3 separate regions of the Homo sapiens genome follow, and regions 1 and 2 are each linked to region 3. Evidence: chromatin loops called from intact Hi-C (ENCODE). Cell type or tissue: mammary epithelial cell. All regions are shown on one strand.

Region 1 (8,000 bases), 570 kb after region 3:
AGAGTGAATATGCAAACCTTGAGTTATTAAATATTAGAAAAGAGTCATGAATTTGATTTTAGAGCTAAGTTTAATTGGTAGACAAACACTGTGCCTAGATCTCCTCATATTTTTAGTTTAGTTTAGTTTTGTTTTAAACATTGTATGATCAGCTCTGTCAAGAATAGTATGGCAATTAATTAACTATTATCATGTTTAGTTCACGTCGTCAGTGTTAAGCAAATCCAGGCAAGTATGTCAAGCAAAACAACAACAAAAACAAACAAGTTAACAAACCTAATAGCAATAACAGAAAACAAACAAAACCAACCAAAAACCCAATGACAACAAAAATTACTATCCCGACTATGAAAAGGTCAATGGCTGTTTAATATAACTGGTTGCTATTTTAATTTTATTTCCCAGTTCGGCAAAGCTTTATTCTCTTCAGCACTATGCTGGGCATCGTAGGAGGTACTGAAAACTTGTGAGGAAAAGTTCCTATTTTCAATGATTTTGGCAAACTATTCGGAAATAAGACTTGCATAAAGGAAATAGAGATAAAACACAGTTATGTGTTAAAATAAATATCCCCAGAAATAGGCCCTGAGAAAGTGGAAGACACTGTAGACTTGATAGTCAGAAAAATCTTTATTTAGAAGGAGTAACTTGGGCTCCATGTTGAAAGATCAGATGAGACTTGGCTAGCCAGACAGCGAGACTAAGATCATGGTATTTCTGAAGAAATATTTTTTCATAATAGGATGCATCAGTGATATAAACACGGTTGCTTGCAAGTATAGGACAGTGAATACTGGATGAGAAGATGATTCATGCTCAGGTGAAAATAACATTTTGCTTAAAATATTGAAATTCTTATGAAGTATGAGAATATTTTCTCATAGTTCAAATGAAGGTGACAGCCTTTCCCCATCCAAGAGGAAGATGACAAATTCATGCTGAACACAACAAAGTCTGACAAACTCTTATCTAAGGCTGTAACACATTTTAGGCAGAGAAAAAATATTTTAAAAATAATAACTTGATGAAACTCATAGATATTATAATAGTACTATGCAAGCCAGAAAAGTTTTCTTTTATTTATTTATTTATTTATTTATTTGAGACGAAGTTACATTCTTGTGGTCCAGGCTGGAGTGCAGTGGCGCAATCTTGGCTCACTGCAACCTCCACCTCCCAGGTTCAAGTGATTCTCCTGCATCAGCTTCCTGAGTAGCTGGGATTACAGGCAACCGCCACCACGCCCAGCTAATTTTTGTATTTTTGGTAGATTCAGGGTTTCACCATGTTGGCCAGGCTGGTCTCGAACTCCCGACCTCAGGTGATCCGCCCTCCCTGGCCTCCCAAGGTGCTGGGATTACAAGCGTGAGCCACCATGCCTGGCCAAAAGTATCTTTCTTAATAAAGATTTTGGGGTACAGTGTTTCTTCTCCTTCTCACCAAATTAATCTACAATGATTAAAATTTGAGTTGTGGTCATAGATGAAATAACAGATACAACCACCCAACATCTACCTGTTTAATAAACATAGTTCTGGAAAAAAACCCTCTTCAGTTGTTGTTTTTCACAAAGATAGCATCTAATATTGCCTGCTTCCACACTCAATCACTGGCACATGTTTGTTTCATCAAAAATCTCATTCATGAGAGGCACCCAAAGACAGAGCATTGTGCAAAATGTTGTCTTGATGCCAAAACTGTCAGAACTGTCCTGGATTCTATTATCTCTACTAAAACTAGGATACATTTTAGCATTTTATTTGTGATTCCAAGATTCTCTAACTCACCAGAGCACTTCCTGCTTTGAGCATCTCTGCCTGCCCTGTTGTTCATAGCAATAGAACTGTATGAAAACCTCCTCGCCAAATTAGTAGTTACCCATTAACCAATAAGTTAGTTGATAGAAGAGTTGACTACATAAGAAGTTAAAAAAGTGGGAACCCCTACTACCTGATTAAATGAGCAAGAAAAAGTTTTTGACATTTCCTTTTTTGTCATACTGTTACTTGATAACTGACCCCAAACTATCGTCTGCTCTGCTGTTACAAACATGAGGACCAAAGGACAAGTCATTACACACAAACACACACAAGCCCACCTTTCTCCTTCTGCTCTAACAAGGAAGTCTACATTAACGGTATCACTTCCCTTTTAGTTTAGTGTATTTACTTCTGTGAAAGTAATAATACCATTATAAGGTTAGGAAATCGTCCTTAAAATGTAATCAGTCACTGGCAGCTCAGTGTGAGTGAGTTTATTACCATTCAACAGAAACAATTACCTTGGCTGAAAATGCACAAATACCTGGAGATACTTGGAAATCTGCAGAGTGAAAGCAAATACCCAAAAGTCGACGAAGGGCCTGATGGTGAGTTAAATGCAAAGATGTGTTTTGTTTTGGAGTAGGGAGAACTAGATTTTTATTCTGACTTTAAATGGCAAAGCCCAGTGAGTTAGACTCACTAATTTTGTTGAGTGTCAATTTATTTATGTGCCATATAAAATAATTGAACTAAATACCTCTAATTTATATTCTAAAGTTATATTTATATGATTATAATCACAAATTCACCAGTGATCTGTCCTTCTGTAGTGGACGATTGCTAATTGATAAAACACAATAGATTAATGACTAGTCTCATCAAATTGTTTTGCTTTGTTTTATCTTGAGACGGCGTCTCGCTCTGTCACCAGGCTGGAGTGTAGTGGCGCAATCTCGGCTCACTGCAACCTCCACCTCCTGGGTTCCAGAGATTCTCCTGCCTCAGCCTCCCGAGTAGCTGGGACTACAGGCATGCACAACCACGCCCAGCTAATTTTTGTATTTTTAGTGGAGACACGGTGTCTCCACATTGGTCAGGCTTGTCTCAAACTCCTGACCTCGTGATCCGCCCACCTCAGCCTCCCAAAGTGCTGGGATTACAGGCATGAGCTACCACGCCTGGCCATCAAATAGTTTTTTAAAATCCTATAGAATTAGTGAAATAAAATAGCCCTGAATTATTAATCTTGATCTTTCCTATTTTCACTAGAGCCCTGTTTTAGGTAGAATTCTCAAATGATTCCCAAATTCCTGCTCCTTTATGTGCACACCTTGTAGAATTCCTTCTTCTTGAGTATAGGAAGGACATGTGAATATGATGAGATCCCTGTTCCCTTGATTAGATTATGTTATAGGAGACTGTATTGGCCTGTTTCACAGGGAGAAGTCAATGAGACACAGTCCTATTGGGCTGAAAGAAAGCAAGCATCCATGTTGTGAGATGCCTATGGGGTTCATGTGACAAGGAACTGTGGATGAACTCTAGCAGCTGAGAGCAGTCCCTGGCTATTTGATAGCTAACAAAGAAACGGGGACCTCAGTCATACAACTGCAAGGAAATGAATTCTGCCAACAACCAGTGAGTTGGGAAGAGACCCTAGAGCCTCCGATGAAATTCACAGCCCTAGCTGACACCTTTATTATCATTTGGTGAAACCCCAGGAGAAGATCCAGCTAACCCAGACTAAGACTTCTGACCCACACAAACTGTGAAATAAGAAATCTGGTTATTTTAGGCTGCTAAGTTTGTAGTAATTTTTCATGCAGCAAAGAAAGCTAATACCACCCCCTTCTAGCACCACTCATTTTGGAAGACTTTGTTCATATAAGCAAATGCAAATATCTGAATTGAGTGGACATTTGAAAAATATTCGCCCACAAATTTGACAAAGAATTAAAGGGACTCTGTAGGCAAAGCTGACCATGTGAAGGTAGGTTTTCCTTGGGTGATTATGGTCTCATTTAAGACTTGGGCATTCAGACCAATACTCACCTTTATGTCTGTCTAGTCCCTTGTGTGTGGCTGCTTTGGTAATAGTATAAGTACATGTTGTATGTTTGTATTTATTTGGTAACGAATCACATCAGATATTTTAGGGGTAGGTGTTGAATCTCTTATATTGGGTATAACTATGCAAGCCTGTCATTGGGGAAATTTTCTCCTGACCTCAGCTGGTGATCAGCTTATGCCCCGAAGCATGAGAATTGATAGGCCTTATAATTTTACCCAACCTAATGTAACAGCAGCTGCTGTCCTTGGTGCTTGCTATCTGATTAAATTCCCAAATTAGGAATTGCCTTTTGTAACCTGAATTCTGTCATGGTGGTAAAATCTGACAATAACTGCTCTCATTTTTACCTCGCCCACCATAGAGTGTTTCTTCAATAACACATCAACCATCTCAGACCATCACATATTACTCTTGCACTTTATTAGAATTTGGAAATTTTGTAATCCTACTCAAAATGAGATTGCATGCTTTCTAATGTAAGAAAGGAGACAGAGAGGCCAATTCAGCTCTAAAACTGCAATTGTTTGCCTTCCTCCAGGGACACATCTCACAGATTGCCATGAAAATAAATTGGAAAGTTTACAATTCCAAATCATTGCCTACCATGTATTACTTCACAGACAAAAACAAACACTACCACCACCATCACCACCACCAAGAATACAAGAAAATATATCCGTGAACTTTCATCTCTTCAAGAGGAAAAATGCATTACAATTAGATTAGACTATAACCATTCAGCAAGTGTGTTGGTTTTCTGCTTCTCTTAAAATGATTTATTATTTATTACTATATTTTTCAAGATTATCTTCTTTATCCCTTTAGGAAAGGAGCAGTTTGCCTCTCTCTGTGATTACCAAACCAGAGTGAAAGCCTTCAACTACGGACCACTGCAATTTCCACCATAACAGGCAACCCAGCAATTAGAACTGTTTGTTACAGTGACAGCAGAGAGAACCATTTTCAAGCAACAAGGCACAGGAGCAGGAGCTGGAGGAAGAGAGAGCCTGTTCATTTGAAGGGGACTAACGCCACACAGCAGCTAATCCTGGAATGGCAGGCAGTTTTGGGAACTGCCTATCCTGCAAAGGCTGAGATATTCACAGACATTCTTGAACTTTTGGAAATGGTCTAATTCTGCTTTTTTCTGACCAGGAATACAATTGGGTCATAAAATTTGGCGTTTGGGAAGAGACAAAGGTTTATCTTTAGTCCAGTGCATAATTTAATTTCTTACTTCAATATTAAAAATGAAAACATAAAGGTAGGCACTTTCTTTTCAAATTCTGGATTTTAGTGAGTATTTCGGTGCTCAGAAAACATCTCACAATTGAAACTTTGCAAACAGAGTCATGTTTGTTTACAACAAAAGTACTTGAAATAAAACTACAGCATGTTATTCTGTTGCCACTTTGTCATTTATTCTCATTTTCATATGTTTTAAATTATGTTACAAATTTATTGATAGCTTGGGAGAAAATGCCAATTTTGATATCTTTTTTCTTTCTTTTTCTTGTTATTATTTTTCTTTTCTTCCCCTGCTCCTTTCTTTCTTTTTAATACACTCTTCTTTTGTTACCATTGCATTTAGTCCTTGATATAAGCAATGACAAACTACCTATCTCCAGTACATGTCAGGTTATCTTTGGATTTTATTTCTCCCTGTCTCAAATGAAGCAATAATACTACTCACTTACCACAAAGAAACCATCTGAGAATTAATAAAATATTGTGGACTGTTTGATCTTCTCCGAGCGAGGTACTTTTTCCTCCTTTGTTCAAGAGCTATTATTATTGAGAGATTGAATGAATAAATAGCCACATGCAGATAATTTTTAGACAGTGAATAAGCATCTTCCTAGATATTTTTGTGGCAGATATTTGAATATATAACCTTCTCTATTCTTTAATGAAAAGTCAGGCTATGAAGCAAAAGTCTATGAATATGCATCTTTTCTAAGAGAAAGCATACACCAGACTGGATGGTTTACACGGAAGGTTGAAGGAATGTTTTAGTCACTGTTTTCCAATCTGCTTTTTCAGAAGCAGGTATTGCTAATGTAGAAAAAAATGTTGGTAGTCTTTCTCTTTTGTTTGGTTTAAAAAGGATGAGGCTTTGTTTTCTTCCTGTTATTCATTTTGCAACTGCACAACTACTGCTCCGGCACCGCAGCAGCTTTTGCCAGAGTCAGAGGTGAGGTCATGCTTGACTGAAGAAATCTAAGATCAATTTGTTGTCTCATATTTCAACATTAAATGCAGCTTGAAATATAATTGTTAGTCCATGCACTCTGTGCTTTAAGGAAGTGTTCCAGCATCTCAGAACAGGGAGTGTGGTTATCAGTGATAAACCACAACGTGTACCCTAAACCACGGCTAACCAGAATTTTCAGGCTGAGAGAGACAGAAAGAGGGGCAGAAGGGAGACTGGAGAGGGAAAAGACAAAAAAAGACAGAGCTTTGGGGAGTCAAAAGAAGTGAATGGCTTGAAAAGCAATTGGAACAATTTGGAAATTTGCAAATAAAATTGCAATTAAAATATTTCATTTATAAATTATTTTGTTTTATTCTTGTCCCTACTTAAAAGGCCCCTCCTCTCCTGGTACAGCTTCACAGATCTTGCGTGGAGGGGAGACCTATGATACCACTCAGGGCAAGGGATTTCTGGTTTCCCCTTTTAGGAATATTTGCATGCTGACAAACAGCTGCTGGGGAGGACAGACTGTGTTTTTTCGGGGGACTAGGGAGGGAGCAGGTAGATTGATGGTCCTGAACTGGGTAGCTAAAGATTTTTCAGATGCCCTTTGAAGCAAGGCTTTTAAATATCCCCGCATTGAATTTAGTAAAAAAGAAAAAGGTGTAATCATCAAATCCTGGTTTGTGGCTCCACAATGAGAGTTAACACTGAGTCACGAGCTTATGGTAATGATTTCAGGTCAGATACATCATGTGTGAGTCTTCTATAAAGGGGTGGTTCCTTAGATGAAATAAAAATGCATCCACTTAATTGAATATAGAACTGTCTAGGACTTACTTGATGATGCAATCTTCCAGAAGTCCTGAAAAAGCCATCCTGGAGGTGTCCTTTCCATCATTCTGGGTAGAGAGACAAGGACATGTGTGTCCTGTCTGGCCAAGAGAGTAAGACACAATGTTTTGACTTATTTGTTAATGAAAGTATTTCCTTAGCCGAGATGCAGCTTGGGATCCTGGAGAGGGCAGGATTCCATCACCAGACAGGTGAAAATGTGTGTTCCCATCCCATCATTTACTACCTGTGTGACCATAGAAAATTTACTCAGGCTCCAAGACCAGTTTTCTCATTAGTACAAAGGACACAATTGTATTTGCACTGAATGACTTGAAAGATGATGAACATAACAGTTACCCTTTCATAGGTACCTATTTGTGTCAAACTTAGCAAAGAGCTTATATATATATCATTGTGTTTAATCTTCGCAATCTGGAATAATGAGTATTATCCCCATTTTGAGAGTGAGAACTGAAAAGTGCTAGAGTAATGTTCTCAAGGGCACACAGCTATTAAGTGAGAGAAAGATATTCAAACTCAGGTTTGCTTGCCTCTAAAGCCTTTGTTCTCCTGTCTATTGAAACAAATCTCAGTCTTTCTGTAACATTTACTTTGCTGACTCTGCACATCTTTGGTGACATCCTGTTCTGTGTCTTTGGGCCAGCGGAGCCAGGCAAGAGAGACTGCTCAAACGAGTATCTGCACCAGTCCTGTGTCCTGGATTCTAGAACAACATTGACATTTTTTTTTTCATTTTTAAATCCCTTAAATTATTTGAAGATGATATCCATGGTCCCTCAAGACTTCTGTTTTCCAAATTAAATGCCTGCAATCCCTCAAGCATTTTTCTGAGGATCTGGCTTCCAGAATGCTCCAAATCCTAGTTATTTTTGAGTTAATTATTTTCTTCCCTTATCCACATGAAATATAACAATTTTACTATGAAGAAGAAAAAGTACAATCCAGCCTCTTGGAAGAATACTTAATCAATTCTGTTTTCATAAAAATCCATTTTTGGTTTATTTTATTCTTTCATTTTTCTCTTCAAGATTTCTCCAGCAATGATAGGGAATTATAGATGCTTTTCTAGTCAAACTACCTTTGTTATCTCCATGTGGGATTTATCATGACAGCT
Region 2 (8,000 bases), 120 kb after region 3:
GTTGGAACAGTTTGGAGGGCTCAGTATAAGACAGGAAAATTTGGGAAAGTTTGGAATCTCCTAGAGACTTGTCGAATGGCTTTGGCCAAAATGCTCTTAGCAATATAGACAATAAGGTCCAGGCTGAGGTGGTCTCAGATAGAGATGAGGAATTTGTTGGGAACTGAAGCAAAGGTGATTCTTGTTATGTTTTGGCAAAGAGACTGACTGCATTTTTCCCCCACCTAGAGATCTGTGGAACTTTGAACTTAAGAAAGAGGATTTAGGGTATCTGGCGGAAGAAATTTCTAAACAGCAAAGCATTCAAGAAGTGACTTTGGTGTTGTTAAAAGTATTCAGTTTTATAAAGGAAGCAGAGCATAAAAGTTTGAAAAATCTGAAGCCTGACAATGTTATAGAAAAGAAAAATCTATTTTCTGAGAGAAATTCAAGCCTGCTGTAGAAATTTGCACAAGTAACGAAGAACCAAACGTTCATCTCCAAGACAATGGGGAAAATGTCTCCAGGGCACGTCAGAGATCTTCATGGCAGCCTCTTGCATCACAGGCCTGGAGGCCTAAGAAAAAATGGTTACGCCGGCCGACCCAGGGTCCCCATGCTGTGTGAAGTCTAGGGACTTGGTGCCCTGCATCCCAGCCATTCCAGCCATGACTAAAAGAGGCCAAAATACAGCTCGGACTGTTGCTTCAGAGGGTGGAAGCCCCAAGCCTTGGCAGCTTTTCTATGTTGTTGAGCTTGTGAGTGCACAGAAGTCAAGAATTGAGGTTTAGGAACCTCCACCCAGATTTCAGAAGATGTATGGAAATGCCTGGATACCCAGGCAAAAGTTTGCTTCAGGGGCGACGCCCTCATGGAGAACCTCTGCTAGGGCAGTGCAGAAGGGAAATGTGGGGTCAGAGCCCCCACACAGAGTCCACACTGGGGCACTGTCTAGTGGAGCTGTGAGAAGAGGGCCACTGTCCTCCAGACTCCAGAATGGTGGATCCACTGACAGCTTGCACCATGCACCTGGGAAAGCCGCACACACTCAATGCCAGCCCGTCAAAACAGCCAGGAGCGGGGCTATACCCTGCAAAGCCTCAGGGGTGGAGCTGCCCAAGACCATGGGAATCCACCTCTTGCATCAGCGTGACCTGGATGTGAGACCTAAAGTCAAAGGAGAACATTTTGGAACTTTAAAATTTGACTGCTCTGCTGGATTTCGGACTTGCGTGGGCCCTATAGCCCCTTTGTTCTGGCCAATTTCTCCCCTTCTAAATGGCTGTATTTATCAAATACCTGTACTCCTATTGTATCTAGGAAGTAACTAGCTTGCTTTTGATTTTTCAGGCTCATAGGCAGAAAGGGCTTGCCTTGTCTCAGATGAGACTTTAGAACGTGGACTTTTGGGTTAATGCCGAAATGAGATAAGACTTTGGGGAACTATTGGGAAGGCATGAATTGTTTTGAAATGTGAGGACATGAGATTTGGAGGAGCCAGGGGTGGAATGATATGGTTTGGCTCTGTGTCCCCACCCAAATCTCATCTTGACTAGTACTCCCATAATTCCCATGTGTTGTGGGAGGGACCTACCTGGTGGGAGATAATTTGAGACGTGGGAGCAGTTTCCCCCACACTGTTCTCGTGGTAGTAAATAAGTCTCATGAGATCTGACGGTTTTATCAGGGATTTCTGCTTTTGCATCCTTCTCATTTTTCTCTTGCTGCCACCATATAAGAAGTGCCTTTTGCCTCCTTCCATGATTCTGAGGCCTCCACAGCCATGTGGAACTGTAAGTCCAATTAAACCTTTTTTTTTCTTTCCAGTCTCATGTATGTCTTTATCAACAGTGTGAAAATTGACTAATACAGATGATACAGACAGATATAGAGATACAGATATGGATGTAAATATATATGTGTGTGTGTGTGCATATATATAGTATAGAGCTTTTGTGAAGTAGTCTAGGATAGTTTGATGGTCCCTGGGGCATTTGAATAGGTTTTAGTTAGAATAATCGAAACATTGACTAAATTTAGCCATTTATTTTTTAAACTATCATGTGGGTGGATCTGTAAATCACATACAATGGAAGTAAAAGGATGATTCAGTGTGAAGGTGCCAAGTGGAATGCAGATCTATGTGCTGCATGGAACAGGAGCTGCCTAAGCTGCACCAAGCTCAGCCATGTGCCAGAATCAAGGCCTGAGCAGGCTCTCTGAGCTTTATTGTCAACTTTAAATGATAAGATAACAGCAGCTTCCTAGAAGATTGCTTTAAGAATTGCAGATTAATCATGTAAGTATCTCATACCTAATTAGAACTTATAAAGTAGTTGCAATTATTATTGTTGGAAACGACTCTCTCTATGCTTTAGTCATTTTTGAAGGTGTGTGCTTATGTCTGTACCTGTGTGTGTCTAGAAGGAGTCCTTTTCTACAAAATAGAGCATTTTATTCTTACTATCTTGTATAGTGAGGGTTATGTTATCCTCATTTCTATTGCTTCATTCCTCTTATCTATGCTTTTCAGCTTTTGACCATCATTGGGCCTCTCTGGCCACTTTAACAGAAGCCACTTTTAAATTTTGGGGCCATCAGAGGAACTTCATGAACTTTCATTTGGACTGTGGACTTTCAAAAAAGTTGCTGTTGTGTTTTCTGTTCTTCTCAGAAAAAAACAAATGTTTTAAGAGCATAAGAAATGCTGACATATTGTAGTGTTTCTGTGGGTTCACTGGCAAAAATGTGAGTAAAAGAGATTATACTCATGCTGGTATATTTATTAGGAAGAGAATATGTAGAAACCAAGAAGTACTTGTTTTAACATATACATTTGTGACAAGAGTTAAATTTGAGTTATTTTTGTCTTCTCTCCCAAATGGGGCACAACTAGAATGAGCTGGGGAAGACAGTTGTCACAAACGCACAGAATATAACTTTCAAGGGAGAAACTCAGATGTAGGTTTACTCAGTTCTGGCCTAATGTAGTCTGCATATCTGGCAGTTAGCCTGTCCCTGAGCTACATTTCCAAAACCTATTCCACTATGTAATCACCTGTAATTTATTTCCTGTCTTAAAGAAACCAGAAACCACTGCTAAGTATCAGTTGACTAATGCTGACTTAGCGTCTGATGTGTTCACTGTACTCTGCTGGGGCACTGGGAGCAAGACCCAGAACTATGAATATTTAAACTGATTTCAAGGGGTTTATAGCCAAGTTATGTAAAAGGACATACACCTTGGAATATTGTGAGGTATAAAATAAGGTTAGCTAACATCATTGGATATTTAATGTTTACTCTGTGCCAAGTTCTACTTTATGGGAGATTCTCACCACAACTCTTTGGTAAGTCGTATTATCATCCTCATTTTACAGATGGAGAATCTGAGAAACAAGCAGTTACTGAAAAATGTCCTAGGTCACATAAGTAGTGAATAGGCTTTCTAGGGTGTAAGGGCAAGAGATTTGGTTGAAGAGCATATGCTCTAGCCACTTTACACCAGGAAGAGACAATGCCTGCTTTAGGAGCCCAGAGTATTAGGTCCCTGTGAACTGGGTCCTCCACAAATGGCTTTGAGAAGGAAAAATTTATACTGGACTTTTAAGGATGAATAAGGTATGTTGAGATTTGAACTGGCACAGTAGGAGGGAGACAAGACCACCAATCAATTTGAGGGATAAAATGAGAAGAATATCTGGGTTCATTGTTTTGAAATCTGTCCACCCATTCCGTTATCTCTATTTCATATCTCCATCTCACTTTGATTCTGACTCTTAAGTCTAGTCACAGCAGCAGAATGAAAGTCTGACTCATGAGAATGATCTGTACTGCTATATGCTAAGAATGTGAGGTGGGTAGGAGAGTGTGTGCCCTATCTCTCATCATCCTGAGTGAAGAAACTGATTCCAGAGGAATTGGAATATGAAAAACTGAGACACTACAACTTTTACTTCTACCACACACAACTTCAATAATGTATGACTTATTTAATAAAACTTTTAATTGCATATCTTCCAAATACAAAATGAGAAAATGTTCTTATACAAAAAGAGTATTTTCAGGTACTTTATCAACTCTATAATGTGGGAGAGGAGTAGCGACTCCATTTAGAGTGGGTTTTTTACACTAAAAGTCATTCTCACCTATTTCAACATCTTTATTAAGAGTGTGGTCATGTTACCAAGTAAAAATTATAGAGTCTTTCCCATGCCCAAGATATCTGGTATAAAAAAATCTGTATAAAATAATAATACAAGTTTTTAAACCAGGAGGAAACCGCAGAGATAATGTTACTTATTATATTAACCAGGAAAAAGACTTCCCCAAATCATAGCTTTCATTGGTGGCAGGGACGTAATTGGAACAATCGTTTCTAAAAATATATTTTTTACTATATAGAGAGCTCATATGACATCTAATCCTGCATTCCTGGCACAATGACCCTGATTTCCATTTTTAGCTGGTATTGTTATTGACAAGGTATAGTCTTCAGCTATCCTCTAAACTCCTATAAAGACTTTGTCCTTGTATTTTCAGGTCACACAGCATCTAGCTGAGTATCTGGAGCCCAGCGCATTTGTAAAACTGATTGGTGGTGGTGGGGAATACCAGATGTAGCCAAATTACATGTCTTTGAAGAAGATGTGAAAATCGCCAGATTATTAATCTTGAGGCATGCAATGAATACTTTAAACCCGGAGGTTAGGGTATGGAAGAGAGTGAATTTGAACATTTACTTTAAAATTTGTGTGAACAAAGGAGAGTGAGTTTGAAACTTTAACCCTGACATCAAAATTAAATCTGTAGAAAATAAAACTTCCCATTAAACGAAACTCAAAATAGAAGTAAATAAATAAATACCAAGTTGGCATGAATACCCTTGCTAACAGAAGCTGCTGAATTTCCCACACCTCTTACAGTGATTAATCCCTTCCTACAGGCCAAAACCTAATTATAAACCATTCTAATTAGTCAGGAAATAGGACTACTATTCCTTGTTGAGAAAAAAAAAATGTATAGGAGGAAACACTACTACTGCATGAGAACTCCAGAATGAGGCAGGGGAAATTTAGGTGTTAACGCAAATCCGAGGTCTCATGCCATGAAGCTTATTTCCTTGCATCAGTTAACTACTGCCTATATATTTTTATGAGGCCTCTTCAGTTTATTTTGCTGCCTTAACTCCACTTAGTACCAGTTTCATTGTAGCAAGCCTTTAAACTTAAAGTAAGTGTTATGTAAAATATTATTTAGATTTTACATAAAATGTATCTTCAGAACTTTCAAGTGCTCTAGGGCAAAAAGGAGAAAATCTTCTAAGAAAAAAATCTTAATATTCCAGATATAATGAGTTTGTTTTACATTATCTTTCTTATTTTTCCCCCCTCTGGACTATTTTCACTTGGGTTCCTTTCATATCCCAGTTAGCAAAGGAATTGACCAGAACTAAGAACAGCCCTAGAGCAATAGCTAAAATTCTGCTGTGCTTGTCAGATACCGTCTGACCACCGATTACTGCCCGAGGGGAGTTTGTTTTCTTTATAAACTTTTTGGTGGGTTTTTATCGCCAGAAAAACAGCTTTTATTCCTCTCAGGAGAAACTTCAGGATTGTGTTGAGGAAAGTATGAGCTTTTGATATTTTATTATTATTTTAAATCATGAGTTTTGTGTGCTATGTTAAAGGGTGAAAGACAGGCCTTTTCATTAAATTGAAATAAGGAGAACATCATAATAATAGATGATACAAATGTGATCGACCTGCAAACTCGCCTCAGGCAAAGGTTTACATGAGTCATGATAGATACATGCAACAGGAATCTGTTGTTTCTCCTACATTTCACCTATGGAAAACATACCATTTCATCAATTCTTGGGATTAAGTAAGGTGTTATCAGTCAGTCTCAGAAGAAAACAGAATTCACCCCAGGTTCAGATGAAACTAATGAAGACATTTTTATAGAGGTGTGGATAGGTTTAGGGGGAAAAAAGAGTGAGGCGTTCAGATACTAGCAACAGTGAGAAGCCTCTACTATCCTCAGGGCCAAAGGATTTCAGGGAGGCAATAGTCCCAGTAGAGCCCATTGGCAACTGGAAATATGGAAGAAAGGGCTTGCTGTAGGAACACAGGGCAGGACAGACAAGTATAGAGAAGTGTGCAGTGGGTGGGAGGGCCAACGGAGAATAACCAACACTCGAGAAATTGATCTATGGATTTGCAGTAGTTCTGGAGAGATTTCTTTTGGTCTAGTTTATGCTTTAAAAAAAAAAACTAAAAAATATGCTCTCTGGCTTTGATGCTTTTTTTGTTTTGTTTTGTTTTTGTTTTGAGACAGTCTCACTCTGTTGCCCAGGCTGAAGTGCAGTGGCCGATCTTGGCTCACTGCAACCCCCGCCTCCCAAGTTCAAATGATTCTCCTGCCTCAACCTCCTGAGTAGCTGGGATTACAGGTGCACACCACCATGTATGGCTAATTTTTGTATTTTTTATTAGAGACGGGCTTTCACCATGTTGGTCAGGCTGGTCTCGAACTCCTTACCTCAGGTTATCCGCCCGCCTTGGCCTCCCAAAGTGCTGGGATTACAGGCGTAAGCCACTGCGCCCAGCCAAGACTTTAGATTACTGCTTTTGCTTTAGAGGGTCGACTCAAATTCTGTGTTTAGAGGGTCAACTCCATGTCTGTGGCTTCTCCCCCAAGGAGAATTATTTTCTCATCTAGAATATAAATTCCTTTAAGACTAGGAGGACTCAGTCATTGAGAACCCATTAAGTTGTGTATGAAGTAAAGTAACAAATACTCTGATTTGTAGTCTGGAATGCTGGTCATTATTTACACTAATAACCAATATTCATATTCTTCCTTCTAAGACATGGTAGGATTGCACTTCTCTCCTCTTTAGAAGTTAGGCAGGGATGTATTATTGCTCTGGCCAGTGAAATGTGATAGTAAATAATATCCGTCATGTGGAAGTAGAAGCCTTTATGGACCAGTGCCCCATTCCCATGTTCCCTTCCAGATTCTGAGCTATCCCAGATGGCAGAACTCAATTAGTGTGCCTTCTCTAATGAGTAGGGTATAGGACAAAGCCTCTCACTGATCCACGATGTACAACTTGGGTAGGTAAGGGGGAAATTGTTTTATTTAAAGCCTCTGCAGTTATGGATTATTTATTATTGCAACTTATACAATTATGATTAATCCAGAAGTTTATAGAAATGTCACTAACTAGTTTAATAAAACACTTTAAATCCCATTGGTTAAAAATAAAAATAAGACCATATCAAACAAGGCTACCAAAAATAGGGAACGAAAGCAGCCTATAAGACATACTGTAGGGGCTTCTTTCTAAGGAGATTAGTAAAAACAAATATATCAGTATAAACACAGATACGGCTGCACCTTAGTGTATATGTATAGAAAGAGAGAGGTAGGGGCCATGAGGGAATTTACTTGCCTGCAGTAGAAGTTTTGAGATAGAAAACTGTTCTGGAAGTATACACGCATAAGTAAAGCTGGCCTAGATTATCAAGTGAGCAGAGTTCATAAAACCCCAGTATCAAAGGATTGAGGAAGATCTTGAAAGGTCACTTGGTTTATTCACCTCTTTTCAAGGAGGATCACACCAAAACCATCGTGAAAAAAAAAAAAAAAAAAAAGAAGCTATTCTATTTTTAAGGCCATCTGTAGAAGAAGATTTTCCCTGGTCAGAACTGTTTTTCAGCTAGTATCAAACTTTCTATTTTGAGTGAAACGCCTCACTTACATTCAGAACACTAAATGCGTCACTCAACATCTGTATTCATTTCCTTGGGCTGCTGTAACAAATAATTACAAACTGTACAGAAATTTATTCTCTCACAGTTCTGGAGGCTAGAAGTCTAAAATCAAGATTTCAGTAGGGCCACGTTCCTTTTGAAAGCTCTAAGAGGCATCTTCCTCCCTCACCTCTTTGTAGTTTCTGATGGCTCCTGGCAATTCTTGGCTTCCTTGGCTTGCAACCATAGCTCTCCAAGCTC
Region 3 (8,000 bases):
ATGATGATGATGATATACTGACTGCCTGGCTGTAGTAAACACCAATCAATTGTGATCATTAATTTTTATTCTCTATGCAGAACTCTTTAACTTAAAAAAGTCCACCTTCAGTAATTTATAATGTGTTAACTAATAACATAGTTGTTAACTTCACACTCTTCCTTTCTATTTCAATGGTCTATTTTTTATTTTCTTCCTAACTTTGTATCTGTCTTCCTTTCTTTCTTACTAGGTAAGGCCTGAATATTTTACACCTAACTTTAGAAATGCCCATTAAGTTATATAAAATAATGAACAAAACATGTAAGTTGAACTAGAAAGAGCACTGGTCTTAATAGAAAGAGAGCTGGGTTCTAGTCCCCATTCTGACACTTTCTATGAGAGCTTGAGGTGAATTATTACTTGGAATCTAAATATACATTTATTACTTCTGCTCTTGAAACTCAGCTCACTGAAGGACCATTATAACTCTTCTTGTCTCCTAGCTTCTAGTTGTCTCCTGACCTTGAAGTTGTTGTTTCTGCTGCCACCTTCCTCCTTTACAGCATCCATTTCAAATTTGAAAGTCTCCTTGATTATATCATGATTGTTTCAGAAGAGCTTTCTCTTTCAGTCCATCTTATAGAAAACTGACAAGTTAGGTTGGCTGGCCTTTAAACTAGTACACTGCACAGTCCAAACAGCCAAAATGAGGAGAGGGGCCTGATGACCCAGAACAGAGTTTAGGAAACTCTATTCTGCTGGTGTAAGCAAACGTTTTTCTTACAAGGCAACAGGTATAGAAGGCAATATGACTGATTCATATAAAACAAAGTTTAAGACTATGTGCCTGGGCCGGCATTTGGCACCAAGAAAATAAAGCTGAATAAGACATAGTTTTTGCCCTTCAGGAGCTCATAGTCTAATGTGTTAAATAGAAATTACATTGAGATAAAATGAGTGCGTAACTGCTATCAAAAGGTATGTGCTCTCTGCAAGGGCAAAATAAAAGGATCTTAGCTTATGTTGGATGTTAAGAAACATTTACTCTTTAGAGTATGATCCTTGAGCCTGAGTCTTAAAGGATGAGCAAGAATCTGGAAAAAAAAAAGTGTCAGAAAGTCATTCTACATCACAGAGACATGGATGAAGAACAAAGGTAAAGAAGTGTGGCAGAGGACTGGAGTGTGAGTGTGTGTGTGTGTGTGTGAGATCCTACAACTACCGCCATATGCTGGGTAACAACATTTTGGTCACCAATAGGCCATAGCTAGGGCGGTGGTTTTATAAGATTACAATACAGTATTTTTACTATGCCTTTTCTATGCTTATGTATGTTTAGATGTGCAAATACTTACCGATGTTTTATAATTGCTTACATTACTCAGTACAATATTATGCTTTATAGGTTTGCAGCCTAGGAGCAATGGGTCATACTCTCTAGCTTAGGTGAGTAGTAGGCTAAACCATCTAGGTTTGTGGAGGGAAATGATGATGTTTGCATAACAACAAAATTGCCCAGTGAAGCAATTTTCACAATGTGTCCGTGTAGTTAAGTGACACATGACTGTGGCTCAGCACTTCTGGTCATCTAGAGAGTAGGACAGATGATTAATACATGAATGAGAAGGGAATGGGTATAGAAAGAAAAACACTGTGAGGGTCAGAGCGGGTGGTTAAAGACATAGAAGAGAGGGAGAATAACTGATGAATCTCTGTCCTAGCGGAAATGAGAAAAGATGAGATGGAGAGAATTGCTGGATGGAGTGCTACTATAAAGGGCTTCTCTCCCTTGAGACAGGAGGAAAGGAAGTAAAGAAAGGAGTACAGGTAGATAAACATTTTGATGGGGAGCAGAGTGATGAGGCCCATTTCCCCAGTGGCTTTCATTCTTCTGTGAGGTAGTTGAGGGGTTTGCCTGCTATGAGAGTGTATAGGGTGGTAAAAACCTTGAAGAGAAGGCCAATGTTTTGGCATATTCACTAAAGATCCCAGGAAAGAAGAATCACTATGTGTAAGTAAACAAAATAACTAGTGAAAAATAAATAATCAAGAATAAGTAAAATATTAGGCAGCATAAAAGGTCCATCCAAGATTGTGTGCAGTGAATTTGTTGATAACAATAAGCAAGGCTGGATGATTTCCACCAACATTGTCTTGTTCCCTGGCTCTAGGAGAAAAGAATGCAGATTGTAGTTTTGATCTTTTTCTATGCTCTCTATAAGTTTCCAGTTAGGGTTATGCTTTTTCCAGAAGAGAAGGTGGGAGGGCTCTTAGTAATAATGATTCAGGTGACCAAGCTTGGGGGTCAGGCTGGCAAGGCTTATGGCAAGAGCTAGGTGGGGAACAAAGAGAAGCTGATTTTCAGGATAGTGTGAGGATCACTCAAGCAGAGGACTTTATGAGGTTGAAGAATTGGCGGAATGAGAGAGATTATTAGAAAGCTATAAGATGAGGTGATGTGGTGAGTCAACAGTATAGTATGAGACTGCTGGAATTACTGATGTGATAATAATTCTGGGGTTGATGCTACAGGAAGCTAGAGCTAATAATAGTTCAAATTAGGCCTAATATTCAAACCGAACAGGGGACGTAGTCAAATGATAGAAAATTTCGACTCTGTTTTCTGCCCCATGATCTGGCATAATGTTTTTAAGGAAGGATAACTCAATGGCTAGACTTTTGTATAGTATCTTCTTCTTGTTTTCCCCCTTGTCCCACCTCCTCATCATTTTGAAACAGCTTTACTTTGAGTCCTATAAAACCCCCAGTAAGCAAAGTTGTAGACTGTGAAGCTCTACTTTATTTGGTGTAAATAATCAAAGTTACTTAAGGTTTTACACATATTACAAAATTGCTGGGGTCAGGGTCAGGAGGAAGTGTTTCTGGCCCTTGTACATTTGCTGAAAGTTTGAATCAGGTGAGAGTGAAGGAAACAAGACCCTAGACAAAATAAAGAGGTAAACATCTGTCACCTTTGTCCTCCTGCTCCTTGTGTGACGAAGGTTGCCATGGTGCTAGAAGAGAACAGAACTCAAAGAAAACAAGCAAAATGTACTGAACGTAATATGAGGAATTTTTTTAAATCTTTGATTTTTTTTCCTCTGACTCAGACTTGGTGAGAAAATTTTCTGACTCACTCAGTATGTTATATACCATGTTAACAGTAACTTTTTCCAATATAGCATATACTCCAACCAGAGTAGTTTCAGCTTTTCCTATTTCATCCTGGGGCCCTCGGGGATGCAGCTATTGGGCTACTGTGTGTAGTTTCTGGTGATAAAGATTTCTGATGTAAAGGATTTCCAAGGGATGACAAAGTCCATGATGAGGGACTGGGTGTGGACAAAATAAGTGGTTTGGAGACAAAAGCCCTCAGCTTTTAAGGTGCGAAACAACCTCTGCCCTTTGTTTTCAAATAAGTCATATCTGGCTGATCAAAATAAATACTGTAGCACCATTTGGAAGCTTCCTCTGAAGAAAAATGCCTGCTCTGGGCCAAAAGCTGCAGCAGTGAGCCTGTTCCTGCCAAAGTGATTTTTCCCCCTTCTTTGTTCCTCTTGATAATCCTAACAGTCTTTTGTATGTACACAGAGCTGAAAGCTATAATAACCCCAATTTTACAGATAAAATAACTAAGGCTCAGGAACAGAACGAATCTTCCCCCAAAGTGCACGGCAGGACGGTAGTGAAGCTGGAGCTAAAGTCTGAATCTTCACATCCTGCTCCCTTCCTGCATGGCCAGCCTGGTCCCTGGCAGAGAAGACCAGTGTTTCTCCATGAGTTCATGTGCATCTGTGCGTGTGTCCTCTGTGCACTCAGGCCTCCAGGACTTTTGTCACCGTCCAGAATCACTGGTCTTGACCATGACACATTCTCCAAGAAGCTGAACTCCCGTTTTTGTTTGTTTGCTTATTTTTACACAGTAGCACATCTGTGTGCAAAAAGAGAGAATGTGGTGTCCAAGCTGCAGGATCTGACCCCCGAAGCCTCGCCAGCGGCGTCTGTCCGGCTTGCTCTTCTGTCTGAGCTGCGCTCCGGGGAGGCGCCTGGCTGTTTAGCCGCCGTATCCCCTGGCAATCTGTTCAGGAAAATAGACCAGAAAGGGCTGCCCAGGGCTGCGCCAGCTTCAGAATCCTGCTGCCATCTAGGGATGAGATGAAGCGTCTTCCCGCGTACAGCCGCCCTGATGGATCGCTGGGGCCTCGGGCGGGGTGCACCGCTGTCCTTTCGCCGCCGTCCGGGCGGCACTGCACGTGCAGCGCGCGGTCCCCCACCCAGCGCAGCCCGCAACACCCCTGGTCTGCCGCAGGAGACCCTGCCGATGCCACTCAGGGTCAAGACTCTGGCGCGGTGGAAACTGCAGAGCAAAAGGAAACACAGACAAAAACAGTGAGAAGGTAAAAAGAGAGCGAGAGAAAACAGCTAGGGAGCAAGGAGCAGAAACCCTGCAAGAACAGAGACAAAAAGCGGAAGGTCCATCAGCGGAAGCGGGCTGCCCTAATCACCTGCGATGCGTGTGTTTATGGAACCTTGTCACTGTCACCACGCTGGTGTCCACACGCAGCTTAATGAGGTCCAAAGCGCCAAGCTACTTTATTTTCCATATATGATTTTCAATGTTTCCTTTTGCAAAAAGGAGCGGGGGCTGTGTAGGGGGGAGTGCAGGGAATAGGGTGGTGGAGGAAGTTAAGGAGGGGAGGGGGGAGAGCGGAGAGGCTGGGTGGGCGGGGGAGATACTACTGCCTTTAGTAAAGATTGCATAGAAAATCCGGAAAGAGGAGACTTATGGAGTTAACTTTATTGTCTTATATTATGGTGTAAGCATCTCTTTCTTCTACAAACAGAACAATGGGCCTTTCAAAGAAGGGAAGGGGAGAGGGTTGACTGGTGGGGGGGTGGGCGGTGGGGGAAAGGGAGGGGTCAGGGATTGGGGAAAGGGTCCTGCTGTTGACTGGGAGGCCCTGCTGGGAAACTTCAAATCACATTCTTTCTGAAAGGAAGTGTTATTAAAAGTAACTTTAATCCTTCCAGCCAGACGGCTCATAAAAGCATACAATTAAGTCAAACAAATGACAAGAGCATTTTCTCTCCTACCTGTTTCCCCCTTCTGAGAGTAATTAGTACAGGCTAGTCTTGTCTCATTTCGTGCAAATAGAAGCAGAGCGCGGCTTTGGTAGGTGCCAGATTTTCTCTTACTTTCCTCAACCTGCCTCTTCCTTCCCTATCGCCCCACCCAAAACCCGGTTCAGCTCTTGGTACCAACCAGCCTGTCTGCAGATCCAGCCAAGAACAAAGGGGCGAATTTCAATATTTCCTCTTTGTGCAAGGTTAATTGAAAATCAAAAAGTCACTTTTCAAATGTCATATTAAACCCGCCACTGCATCAATTTCCTTTTGGTGCCCATCTCCATAGGCAAGAGAAAAGTGTTTTGCGGGGGAGGGAGGCGGGGGAAGTAAGGACACAATGAGGGAAAAGAGAGAGAAAGAAGTGAAGGGATTAAAAAAATCAGAGATACACACACACTTTGATTGCAGATAGGCTAACATGCAGCGGAAAATTGTTTCCCAGAGTGTCCTCAGTCAAAGGCAGCCTTTACATTCGATACTGCGTTACTTGATATTCCAGAGACAGAACTGCATCCTAAACCTAGAGAGATTAGGCCTCCATGTTTTTATGTTTTAGTAGATGGATCACAATATGATTGTCATAAATGCCATCAGATTTTAAAACCTTAAAGGGTAATGTAATAACCTGATCATCTTCATTCGCCCTTCCCACTTTTTATACCCCTCTGAAACAGGTACAGAAACACACAGACATCCCCACAGATAGAGATACAGCCCTATGGGGTTCTGACAGTCAGTTTTTGTCACAAGGTATTTTGGAAGTGTTGGGCTGGAGTTTAATGATCTAGCATCCTTAACTTTGCTTCTGGCCCAGTGACTGTTCTCTGTCTGGATTTCCTGACACTCAGTTTTCTCCTTTCTAAAATAAGCCATAGTATCAGCCTCCTGAATTCACTACTCAGACTACATGAGGGGCCACATGAATAGAACAAACCCATACTGATGCTTTACCCTCTTCTCACGTTCCCTAGGTCTTGTGCTTGATTAGGTGATCTTAACAAGCTCAGTTTTCTGGAGTGGGAACCTGGCTTGTTGGTGCCAGTATTCCTGAGGTCTGCAGAATGGCCTGGGGATAGAACTCTCTGTTGCCAGGCTTCCTCATGCTCACTGTGTGTGTTTCCCGTGCTCCCTGCCGCTCTGCTACACTCACTTGCCAGTCGTTCCTGAAGCCAGTTGCTTTCCTGCCCAATTGCTTTGGTCTTTCTGTCTAATATTTGTCACCTTATTTTCCAGGTATGGGGCTAGGGGTGTACCCTCTCCTATGATGTACCAATGAATCTATTTCCTGTGGACCAGCCATGGTAGATAAGCCATGATAGGCTTATCTACCAGGAAATATTTGATTTACTACAGCTTTAACTTCTAAATATGCGTACAAATAACTTTTTGGTTAGATAAGCAGAGTGAAGAAGCAGAATTGTAAATTGAATTCATTCTAAGATGACCCACCTGCATAAACCAGGCCCCTAAACCTTTTTTCATCTTCAATAATATTGTAATATTGTGGTGATATCAGATGTGCCTATCAACCCTAAATGAAGGGTAGGTGGAGAAGAACATTACAACTCTCTAAACTCATTAGAATGCAAAGATAGAGAGAGTTTCTGTAACAACAGCCACTAGCTGTGTCAAAGTTCTCCTAGTGGCATTATCTTCATTGGTAAGATTGAATAGACAAAATCAGTGTCTTACCCTTTTAGATTTCTATCAACCCATACCTGTATGCAATATGCTGTGCCCTAGTAGACTCTTTCTTACAGATTTTCATTAAAATATTGCATCTGTTATACAAGTTTTCTTAGCATGCCCAGATAACAATTACTTCTTCATTGTGCAGCACTTCTTCCCATATAAACTTCTGTCTCGGTCCATTCAGGCTGCTATAGCAAAACACATTAGACTGAGTAATTTGTAAACAACAGAAATTTATTTTTCACAGCTATAAGGGCTGGGAAATCCAAGAATAAGGCACCAGCAGATTTGATGTCTGATGAGGGCTCCCTCTCTGCTTCACAGATGGTGACTTCTTGCTATTTTTTCACATGGTGAAGTCAGTGAACAAGCTACTTTAGGCCTCTTTTATAAAGGCGCTAATCCCATTCATATGGGCTCTGCTCTCAGGATGTAAACCCCTCTCGGAAGCCCCACATCTTAAAACTATTGCATTGGGGATTAGGTTTCAATATATACATTTTGCGGGGGACAAAATCATTTAGATCATAGCAGCTTCTATTAGCTACTGGTAACAATTTGTTGTAAATAATTGGACATATGTGTGTCTCCTTCCCACTCTCCAAACTTACTGAAAATAAGGATCATATCTATCCACTTTATAGTTCAGGAACTTAAGGGTAGATGTTTAATAAATAATTGTTGGAGGTTGAAGAAATATAAAAAAGAAAATGCATCTGGGACTGTAATAGCATAATATCTAGATATTTTCCAAGCAATTTAGTAATAAAAACCAAATTTGTCATCGTGTTGGGCCAGCAAAAAAGCAATCAGATGGCTGGATTAATTAATACCTGCAAACAATCATGTTAGAATTTTCACATATAGTCTAAGTTGACAGAATATGCATGTGCATCCCAAAACATTCTTTTAGCTGGTGAAGCTGTTTACTTAAGACATGCTTACAGTGAAAATTTGCCAGCATGACTTCTGTTTCCTTAGTCCACTTGAGTTTATTAATCTGATCTAGAATTTCCTGTCCTCAACACTACCACTAAAATGAAAGAAAGAGAAAGAGGGAGGGAGGAAAGGAGAAAGGGAGGAAGGAAAGAAGGAAGGAAGGAAAAGAACGAAACTTTGTATTTAACAGATACATCTACTCTGGAGTTGAAGTGGAATTCTGACAAGCCAGTTGGGCAATTCTAAAGGAAAACTTTTAA

What was found. A loop is a pair of places that touch in the nucleus more often than their neighbours do. Peaks named below come from ENCODE experiments on the same cell type or tissue, not always from the same donor. Only the 100,000 strongest peaks of a DNase experiment are listed, where the experiment ranks them.
Region 1: a loop joins it to region 3, with 6 times the contacts of the local background. A loop is called at or near these places in 3 of 110 quality-filtered maps.
Region 2: it touches region 3 in a loop (8-fold over the local background); 4 of 110 quality-filtered maps call a loop at or near these places.

Annotation. Positions count from the first base shown.
Region 1 is chr18:40,408,532-40,416,531 of GRCh38, forward strand. No RefSeq gene overlaps it. Among named protein-coding and RNA genes, the nearest start is that of LINC01477, 350 kb to the left of the region's middle. In mammary epithelial cell, CTCF peaks have their summits at 4,876 and 7,051; no DNase peak of the experiment used is centred here.
Region 2 is chr18:39,956,967-39,964,966 of GRCh38, forward strand. LOC124904349 (a long non-coding RNA gene) reads left to right here and starts at 2,144. Exons shown (of 3, transcript XR_007066451.1): 1 at 2,144-2,278. In mammary epithelial cell, no CTCF peak of the experiment used is centred here; DNase peaks (open chromatin) are centred at 3,065 and 3,795; H3K27ac peaks cover 3,866 bases.
Region 3 is chr18:39,837,534-39,845,533 of GRCh38, forward strand. LINC01901 (long intergenic non-protein coding RNA 1901) reads right to left here. Exons shown (of 4, transcript NR_187474.1): 4 at 2,763-4,339. LINC01902 (long intergenic non-protein coding RNA 1902) reads left to right here and starts at 4,176. Exons shown (of 9, transcript NR_151703.1): 1 at 4,176-4,379. In mammary epithelial cell, a CTCF peak has its summit at 4,131; a DNase peak (open chromatin) is centred at 4,108; H3K4me3 peaks cover 868 bases.